2 separate regions of the Homo sapiens genome follow, and region 1 is linked to region 2. The links are chromatin contacts, found by Hi-C or POLR2A ChIA-PET in ENCODE. All regions are on one chromosome and are shown on one strand. The core of a region is the stretch at or near the end of the contact, and the rest is flanking DNA. Distances in the headings are between cores, read along the strand shown. Region 1 holds the start of CISTR (chondrogenesis-associated transcript). Region 2 holds the start of ATF7-NPFF (ATF7-NPFF readthrough).

The links. Hi-C counts contacts between places; a loop is a spot of excess contacts on that map. ChIA-PET counts read pairs that join two places held with the same protein, here RNA polymerase II (POLR2A). Pooled maps may share reads with other maps.
Region 1: a loop to region 2 is called in a map of CD4-positive, alpha-beta T cell, with 3 times the contacts of the local background. The contact joins the promoter of CISTR here to the promoter of ATF7-NPFF in region 2. A Hi-C loop is called at or near these places in 3 of 168 maps with a recorded cell type or tissue (CD4-positive, alpha-beta T cell, OCI-LY7 and naive thymus-derived CD4-positive, alpha-beta T cell), 6 of 37 single-sample maps with no recorded cell type and 10 of 50 pooled maps. POLR2A ChIA-PET finds 5 or more read pairs at or near these places in 3 of 52 experiments (GM12878, OCI-LY7 and naive thymus-derived CD8-positive, alpha-beta T cell).

Annotation. Positions count from the first base shown.
Region 1 is chr12:53,748,213-53,753,251 of GRCh38, forward strand. CISTR (chondrogenesis-associated transcript) reads right to left here and starts at 3,767. Exons shown (of 3, transcript NR_186108.1): 1 at 3,562-3,767; 2 at 2,105-2,753. The region is part of intron 1 of LOC105378250 (a long non-coding RNA gene); the gene reads left to right. RefSeq lists enhancers at 1-53, 54-581, 2,142-2,730 and a silencer at 3,347-3,616.
Region 2 is chr12:53,623,543-53,628,595 of GRCh38, forward strand. It overlaps ATF7-NPFF (ATF7-NPFF readthrough), which reads right to left and starts at 2,840. Exons shown (of 15, transcript NR_159377.1): 1 at 2,737-2,840. It overlaps ATF7 (activating transcription factor 7), which reads right to left and starts at 2,840. Exons shown (of 12, transcript NM_006856.3): 1 at 2,737-2,840. RefSeq lists an enhancer at 2,697-2,766.

The DNA of each region.
Region 1 (5,039 bases), core at 2,517-5,016, 130 kb after region 2:
GCGCTGCGGAGGCTGCACCGCGGGCCGTCAATCTTCCACACAAAGGGCCGCCCGCCCTCTTCCCTCTCCAAGCCCTCCGCGCCAGCGCCCCCCCAACTCCATCCCCAACACTGCGGGGCAGGAAAAGAGGCAGAGAAGGGGGGAGATGACGGACACACAGACAGGGACAGAAAGACCCAGTAAATTGAAGCCAAGATGGACAGAGTGGGACCCATAAGGCAGAGTGGGTCCCAGCACTCTGGAGATGAAGAGAGACGGACAGAGGGAACAGAGACACTGCCGAGTGGAAAGGGAAAGACAGAGGAGAGACAGACCTAGAGACAGGACAGAGCCAAGACAGAGGAGCATCCAGAGAGCAGACAGAAAGATCGAAGACTCACACAAGGCCAGAGCCACCCAGAAACCAGCCATAGCAGAGCAGTCACGGACACAGAGGCATGAGAAGGTCCCAGGCCCAGGGAGAAACTGAAAGCCATGTACCCCGAGCCAAAGGCACACTGACCCAGGGCCAGGACCAGGGCCAGGGCCAGGGCCGATAATATACCAGAATGTATCAGTAGACTGAGAGAAGCAGAGAAGGGGAGGGAGAAGATGGGTTTCCAAGGAGAAAGGAAATGAGAGTGATGGTGGGGAGGCAGTAAGAAGGGTCAGGTAGAGGTTGCAGGGGGTGAGATGGGGATTCTGGGTTGAGGGCTCTGCTGGCCTTCCAGGGCCTGGGACTCAGGTGGGCGGGGAGGCCTATATGTGTGAGTGTGTATGGGTGTGTGTGTGTTGTGTGTGTGTGTGAGCAGGAACCTGGCAATTCCAAGCTCTTCAAAATGCCAGAGTTGTCTGGTGCTGAACCAGACAGCCACACACCCTCCCTCTGCATGGACAGCTTGGAGCAGTTATGGTGGGGTGTAGGGGAGAGAACAGAAGAAAGATGGAAGTTAGAGAAAGACTGAGAAAGAAAAAGAATGGCAGAGCCCCAGCAGAGATCAAGGGGAGAGAAAATGATATTGAAAAAGGGAGTAGAGAAATTGGCAGAGGACAGTCAGAGAAAGACAGAGGTGGAGAAAGAAATATGATGGAGGCAAGAAGTGTGTGTGTGTGTGTGTATATATATATATAAAAGACAGGGAGCAGAGAGTGCCTCTAACTGCAGGAGGGCGAGAGGGGCACGGAGAGAGAGGGGGCTGTTGAGAGGGAGGCAGACTAAGGGGAAATGGGGAGGGAAGGCAGGCAGGGCACCTATCTACCTGGAGATGCTGGGCTGGAATCAACCCAGCATCATGTTTACCTGATGAAACAACCCTGCAGTGAGTTGGGGAGGCAATCAATGAGTTTTTCTTTCTTTCTTTTTTTTTAGGGTGACCCTGTCATTTTCTTTAAGTACAAAGAACCTATTCCAATGCATGCTATCTCCTTTAACATAGCAGGTTTCAGCAACTGCTGCAGGTGCCTGGGTCATTCCTGGCAATTTCTCTTTGGGGATCACCTTTAGAGCCTGCAGTATAGCTCTGAGCATCTGCACCAGAGGCAAATTTGTATCCTTTAGGGGTAGATCTAATTTTTGAAAACAGCCTAAGTGTTAGCAATCAAGGCTGGAGAGTCAGGTGAGGACCCAGCTGGGGAGCAGTATTTCCAGTTAAAAAGAAGGTGAAAATGGGAAGACATAGAGGAGGGTGTGCCCTCCTCCAAAGTGGCTCTGAAAGGCAATCCTGAAGGGGAACCTTGCAAGATATGACAGAAGGAGATCTTCCAGTGGCTGCTTGAGGGCCAGTTTCATTTTTCTGTCTATTAAAACTGGGCAGTAATGTTCCCAGGAGCATTCACAACCTGGCACTGGAGGGATGAGGCCTGGCATCTGATGATCTTGGGCACAGTGGTGCTGGCCTTGGGGATCTTACAGTCATCCTCCCTGCCAACATTATGTTTATAGGTGCAAAGTTACCCCGTTGACATTCACCACAGCAAAGATCAACAAGTGCAAATGACTAGGGCAAATTCAGAATCCAAGCCAGTTAGTTCATCAGGGAAGGCTGCTAGGAGTGGGGGAGTTAGAGAGGTGTGCAAAGAGAAACCCAACAGGGCATGCAATAGATTAGGAGAAGAGCAGGAGTACCTCTGGCTGATGGTGCTGAGGCAGGTGAGCAAACCACAAATGAGGCTGTGGACAGCTTTGCTAGCCTGGAGCAACGAGCTGGATTCAGGAACCAGCATGAAGGGGAATGGAAGGGGGCAGGTTTTGAAGTCAGGCTGGGTGATCTGAATTTGCTGAGAGAAACTGGGGCCCAATGGGGATGCACTAACGTGTCAGGTAGAGTGTGTGAGTGTGTGTGTGTGTGCACTCACACTTGTCTGGATAGGTGTGTACTTAAGTTTGCATGTTTTTTTCTGTGTGCGTGTGTAGGGGCATATACATCCAGGTGGCTTTGTGCCATGTGGCTTTGTACCCCAGGCTCTTGTCTATCCATCTGTGTGACTGGCATGTGGCTATGCCTGAATGCGTTTGTTCATTTGTGTGTTTCCATGTGGTCATGTGCGAATGGTATCTCAGTTGCTTTTTGTGTATTTTACTTGGCTACGTGTGGCGAAGGGCAGCGTGTGTGTTTTGCGCGCGTGTGTGTGTGCGTGCTCGTGTCTGCAGGAGGAGTGGGGCCGGCAGGGAGCCCTGGCTACCCAAGCATTGCCGTCTGTCTCTCTCCCTCCACTGGCTCCATCTGCCGTCGCTGAGGTCGTGACAAGGAGGCAAACAGCAAAACGGCAAACAGCTACGGCGGGAGAAACAAGAACATTGTAAGCCCCGCGCAGACTGTCCCTGTGGAGGAGAAAGGCACATGAGCAGCCAAAGGGACGGACACTCACACACACACACACGCACACACTCACTCCTGCGCACACAGGCTGCTCCGCGGACACGCTTCACGGAGCAGGTGTGCCCACGCGCAATACCCTCCTGGCCCACAGGCCTCCGCACGCACAGGACACACACACACACTCTCTCCTGGCCTCCCTCCCGCCGCCCCTCCTCTGAGCCCTGCGGCCCGGCCTTCCGCACCTCCCAACGCCTGCAGGGGTTGGGGGCGCTGGGGCTCGGGGCGCTCACTCGGACCTCGGAGCCAATCGCCAGAGATCTAATGGCTCCTTTGGCAGTGGGAAGGGGTGTGCGTGGGTGTCCTCTCCTTCACTCTTTCCCCAGCCCTGTCGCCTCCCACCCCCCTTCCGGCCGCGGCAGTTTCCGAAATCGCCCGGCGGCCGCGAATTCATTAGTGGGGGGCGGATGTAAACGCAGCGCGGTGGAACGTTTTAATTAGGCCTGAACAATAAACAAGCTAAACGAGGCGCGCAGGACTCCCTGGTGGGCCCTCAGCCTCCTCCGCGCGGCGCGGACTCATTACGGCTGCAGCCAATTTCATGCCAGCGCCGAGCACTGGCTGGGCCGGGAGTGGGGTCGGGGGTGCGTGCGGGTGCGATCCGGGCCTGCAGGGTGCGGAGCGGGGGCGTCCCGGGGCGAGGGCAGCGGGCCGGTTCCCGCCCGCCCGGGGCCGCGGCTTCCGCATTTCTGCACCATCCACCTGCCTTTTTCAGTGTCCTTGAGATGACGCTCCCTCCCCACACCAGAGCGGCCGGCTGGAGAGTCTAGCTTGCTTTTTAGGGTCTCTCTCCCGCCTCTTTTCCTCCCCCGCTCCCTCTCTCCTTGCGGCTGACTCCAGCTCCCCCTCGGTGCCCGTAACCCTCCTTTCCTCTTTTTGCCGCAGTCTCCGTCTCTCTTCCACAGGGTCTCTCCCTCCCCCTCTCCCCGTGGTTGTCAGACTTTCTCCTGGACTTTCTCCGCCCCGCACCGCCCGCCCCGGATGCCGAGCGTGGTAGACTCTGCAGCCGGGCTCCTCGCTGCCCGCTGGCGCTGCCTACACCCCCTTGGGCTCCCCTCCAAGGTCCCCTCCGCTCGCCCCTCTCTGCCCGCTGCCGCCGCCGCCGCCGCCTTCCAGGCCTCTCTCCACCCTCTGTCTCTTTCTGCCTGGGTTCTTCCTTTGGGCCGTCTACCCTCGGGTTTCAGGTTGGGCATTGCTCCCGCACCCTACTAATTGGGGCTCTTCTGGACCGATCCAACCAGCGAAGTCGAATTTGGCTCGTGTCCTTCTCTCCCTTTTTTGCGAAGCTGCAGACACTGCTTGCTGGCCCTCCGGCTCTGCCGGGACTTCCCTGGTTCTAGGTGGCGGTGGGTCTGTGGCTAAGTTTGAATCCCAGCCCTGGGCCTCACCATGTGAGTCTTAACCTGGGCTTGCTCAGCTGTAAAATGTAGGAAATAATTTTAGGTGCTTCATGTTGTGGGAATTAGCGCTGTGATAACGAATGTAACATGCTTGGCACATGGGACTTAGTCTATTAGCTCTTCCCTTCTGCCTTTCCTCAATCTGCTCCTCTCCCTAGCCTGGAGCTTTCTTAAAGGGTTTTGAGGAGAGAAAAACCAAGGTCACAGACTTTATAGGCCCCCCAAAATTGAATATCAGAAATTGTAAATGGTTCAACCTAACAAATGCACTAGGCTCTGATTGCAAGAAGTGCTGCTGAGTGTGTACAAGAAGGGAGGACCGGGATTGGACTGAACTGCAGAACAAAGGAAACCATGTGGACTGGCACACTGGACTGAGCAAATTAAAACCTAAGGGACACGTCAACCCGCATTAGTCCTGCCTCAGCAGTATGGCTGCCCTCTTAGGGCTGCAGAGTCATGGGACTGTGTCCTCTTGGGGGCTGCAGTGGATCTAGGAGTCCAGCTCCCCCAAGACTCCTGCACCAAGGCAGGAACCAGACTCCTAGAACCTCATACCATCATACTTCTCTCCCATCTATACATCACACACACACACACACACACACACACACACACACACAGAGAGAGACACACGTGTCCTTTGAGATTTTTAAAGGAAAATTACAAAGTGTGGGCCTGGAATTCTGTCTCTGCTTCAGTTTCTTTCCCTAGTTCCCTCCTGACTCCTAAGAAGCAGAATCAGCGAGTCGCACACCTTCCCCTGTGTGTGCTGCCCATTGTA
Region 2 (5,053 bases), core at 1,590-4,089:
ACAATTATATACCAGTATGCTAACTAGTCTCAAGAAAAGAGCTAGCTTTATTAGACATTTACGTGGAGTTCTATCTGTTCCACCTAAAACTTCCTTGCAAGGAGAAGGCTCCTCCTTATCAGACGTGGATAGGAGGCTGCTGTAACACTAACTCCCTCCCACTGTAGCCTAGGAAAAACTCGGTCTTGACATGCACAAAACAATAACTTCTGAGAACTTCAGAGCAGCTGTGTTCAGACAGAGCCAGTGACTTTACTCCAGGCAAAGAAGTAGTTTAAGAGTTGGTTGAAAAAACAATTTTCATTTTGGGTTGGAAATGAGGAAAGGAAAGAGAACAAGATACAGTAAGTAGAGCTATTAACATTTTAAAACCGTGGTAAACAAACGTGTTTAAAAATTACAACACTGAAACTACCACAGGGTGTAAACTTTGATCCACAAGTTGAAAGATGAGCAGTGTTATCACTCTAGCTTTCTGCTAGATGGTAGCACTAGTGAGAAAAAAAAAATCTTGGGTTTAATAGTGCCCTAGTCAAAGCAATCACCAATTCTAGGGCAGAAGACCAAAACAAGGGACTCTGCTCTCTCACTGGGTAATTTTCTGTACTGCTGCCAGGCAAACTGGAAATGTTCTGAATGTCCAATAGCAATGCACTTACTGTGAAATACTAGAACCCAGCTCAGTAGTTAATGCTAACGGGTCAGCAATGAATTGGTCTCAATGTGCTATAGGGGCAACTTCTTGGCCAGGGAGAAAGGCTTCAGCTGATTGCAGAAAACCAAAGGTTAATACAACTACGTACTCTGGTTTCTCTTCATGTAATAGCTTTACTGATATTTCAGACATTATTTCCCTTCTCAAAAGTAAAAGGAGAAGAGAAGGAATGTAAAAGCAAAATCTACGCAAGAGCAAAGAAGTTATTAATTGGCTATATTAGTCCAATTCGTTATTAAATGATACACAACTATCAAACAAAGGGCAAAGCCCTGTCCCTTTTCTGTACAGAATTAAGAACTGGTAAGACTACTTAGCAGAGCTTGCAAACTTTTCTTTAGCTTCTTTTCTTACAGACATGTTACATTTCGCAAGAGCCTCCACTTACCTTACAACTTCCATGTGTAAGTACAAATTGTGTTTGATTTCCCCAGCCCTTGGCCTAAGATATTATGACATAGCTTTAGTTTCTGAGTCTGGACACAAAGGAAAAAACTGAACATTTTTCACTTTCCTGAAATAACATGTCTATTTTATTTACACTATTTAAAAACACATTATGTAAGTTAACTAAAACAAACTGCAACCACCCATTCGACAACTCTTCGAGAATGACTGGGGAAGCCACATTTAACAAAACAAACTTCATTTTAGTATATTTCTGCTTAGAATGCCCATAAAGACTGATATCGCTACAAGAATTACACTACTGCAAAATTTTTAAACACAGGACTCATGTGAGCTTGCTGAGAAAACTCTGCACACCCCCTACACACCTGTACTTAATATGACATGACCCTCAGAGATACTAAAACACCCTCTGTTAAGCAGAAAACAAACTTTTAAAGTTAGGAAAGTAGCAACGCGGGAATCTGGGTAGGAGGTGCCCTGGGTTGTAAACACCCCAGTCAGAGAACATAACAAGCAATTCAGAGCAACATATTAAGTCCCTATGGGGCTCCAACTTGGACTGCTTAAGTCCCAAGACCACATCCTGGTGTCTGGGAAGAGTTTGGGTAATAGAAGAGAGGGAGAAGGAAAATCAGAGAAGCGATGAAAGCGTTCTATTTTTCTCCTTCTCAACCCCCATCCCAGCATCTTGGAGGCTGGTCACCAGTCTGGGTGCCATATCCACCAGAAGCCCTAAATCAATATCCCAACCACCTGATACCTAGGCTAAAGACATGTGTATATCAGCCATCTCCTTCCCAAACACCTCTTATCGCTCTCAAGGCTCATATCCTTCCAGAAGCCATGCCTTATGGCGACTCAGCTCACCCATACTGTCCTCTTAAATTAATTCACTTAATTTTCTCCAAATCCATACTTTCTCTCTGATATCATGTCCCTGATGTTCTTTTAATTAATTCAATCAAAATGCCATGACCCTCATTTCCAATAATCCACCCCATCTATCTTTTCTGCCAAACCCAACGGGGTGTTGTGTCACCAGATCAAGATCTTTGTTCTCATCTACTCATTCCTACCTCCTTCCTATTACCCTTTTCCAATTCCAAGCTCCTAATCCCACTCTTTGGGAAGCCCTGGGTTTCTAACTTAGTTTAGTATCCCTCCTCTTTCTCCCATTCCACCCCATCCCATGATCCTTCCATTAGGCTCCACTAGACTACCCTTCCCTCAGGATTCAATTCCCCTCTCCTTGCCACGCCCTGTGCCCCCCGGGGCTACTTACACCAAGTTCTCCCCACACTTCAAGCCTCTGGCCCCGCCTTCCCCCCAAAGGAAGGAGGCGGGAGTAGGGAGAGAAGGGCGGCGCTCGGCAACGTAAAAGCGATCTCCCATTAGCGCTCATCGCCGCCAATCGAGGCTTCCTTCTCTCCCATTGGTCGGCTTTGGCCTATGCCCCACCCTCTTCCTCAGACAGGGCCCGGCCACCGCCTCAGCGCCCCCGTCCAACACAGACTGGGAGGGGAGACCCCAGCCTGGAACGCTGGGACTGGCCAGAGTTGAAAGGGAGACTCCCGTCAGATCATGGACTAGCTAATGTTAAAAGGACTTACCGGCTGGTAGCTCCGTTGCCTCCCGCCTGCCCGCGCTCGGTCCTACAATCTGTCTCCAGCTCCTCCTTTCCCCCCTTGGCGGAACGGATACTTTCCTCCCGTCCGGCCAGGCGCGCTCAACTCTCGCGAGAAGTCATGGGTCCGCGGGGGAAGGGCGAGATCCGTGGGGGCTGAGTTGGAAAGCGGCCGAGAGGCGGGGGCTCCGGGAAAAGAAGGGGCCGGGCTTACTGTGGGCAGGGCTGGGGAGGGAGACTGAGCGAGTACTGTCCACACAGGTCACACGTGTTCGGCTGCAGAATCTAGCGGGAGAAAGAAAGGAAAAAGGAGAGAGGATCTTTACAGGTGCCTGTAGTGGTGGTTACTACTATCTTTCAGAGTCATCGCTTCCTTAACGGCAAAGTAATTTAAAATACCCTTAGCGCTAGAAATGAAGTCCATGTACGGACAAAGCAATCCACCCGCACAGCAATTCTAACACTACCATTTTACTAGCCCTATTGCCTTGGGTGAAAACCTTCTCTGAGTCTCTGTACAATGGGACTAACAATCTCATTTTATTCAAATAGTTGTAATGATCAAATGAGATACATGAAACTGCTTGGGGATTTTTTAAAATCACTATATTATTCAGCAAATATTTTCACAAAACGTAGGGCATACTACATGCAAAGCATTGTTCTGCAGTCGAATGCTCTATCCCTGAGCTATACCCCCCGTGCAAAGCATTGTTCTAAGCATGGGGTTAAGGAGTTACCAACCCAGGTAGAATTTATATTTGAGTGAGGAAGGGGAGACAGTTAAAAAGCCAATAAACACAAATATTTCAAATAGTGAAAAGCGCTTCAGGATAGTGAGACAGAAGGTGACTAGGAGTGGGGAAGAAGCTTTACTCCTAGTGTTTGAGAGAAGACCTCTTTGAGGAAGTAACACACCAGGAGTTGAATTATGACCTGGGAAGATTTCGGGGGAAATATCAAATGCAAAGTCTATAGTCTTACATTTATATGTCTTGTTCAAGACAAACCAGGAAAAGAAAAAAGAAAAACAAAAAACAGGCTGGGTGCAGTGGCTCACGTCTGTAATCCCAACACTGCTAGGCCGAGGCAAGAGGATCGCCTGAGCCCAGGAATTTGAGACCAGCCTGGGCAACATGGCGAAAACTCAGCTCTACGAAAAAATATAAAATTAGCCGGGCATGGTGGCCTGCACCTGTAGTAGCTATTCGGGGGGCTAAGTGGGAAGATCGCTTGAGCCCAGGAGGTTGAGGTGGCAGTGAGCCCACATCAGGCCACTGCACTCCAGCCTGGACAACAGAGTGAAACCCTGTCTCGATAAATAAATAAAATAAATAATTTTCTTAAAATTTAACGAATTGTAGTTGACTTAAAATATTATCTATGGAATCTCTGTTCTCTCCTTTTGCAGCTTTATGTTACTCAGCTTTCTGAACTTTCTGTCTAGCATCTCATCTATCCTCACAGCACCCTCTGAGAGGTAGGAAGAATCTGGGTGATTTCTCCCTAGATACCTAAAATGAAACAGATGTAAAATCTTTCTTTCTTATGTAGTGAATTGAGAAAAGTTGAGAGGAGTCTTGGCTTCCAAACTATTCTCCCCTAAAACAATTCCTACTTAAAAGAATACAGTGATGGAAACATACCTTAAATATATAAGAAAAATTTGTATGTTGGCCGGGCGCAGTGGCTCACGCCTGTAAATCCCAGCTACTCAGGAGGCCGAGGCAAGAGAATCACTTGAACCTGGAAAGCGGAGGTTGCAGTGAGCCAAGATCCCGCCATTGCACTCCAGCCTGGGCAACAACAGCGAAACTCCGTGTCAAAATAAATAAATAAATAAATAAATAAATAAATAAATAAAAATAAAATCAGAGGGAAAAGGATTCTACAAATCGTGGTGGAACAATTGGCTATCGCTGTATACATGCAATAGCTAATATTTATAGATTTTACTATGTTCCAGGTACTATTCTAAATTGATGTTTTTTGTTTGTTTGTTTGTTTTTGTTTTTTGAGACGGAGTCTTGATCTGTCACCAGGCTGGAGTGCAGTGGCACGATCTCAGCTCACTGCAACCTCCACCTCCTGGGTTCAAGCGATTCCCCTGCCTCAGCCTCCCGAGTAGCTGGGACTACAGGCGCACGCCACCACACCCAGCAAATTTTTGTATTTTTAGTAGAGACGGGGTTTCACCATGTTGGCCAGGATGGTCTCAATCTCTTGACCTTGTGATCTGCCCGGCTTGGCCTCCCAAAGAGCTGGGATTACAGGCATGAGCCACTGCGCCCGGCCTTTTTTTT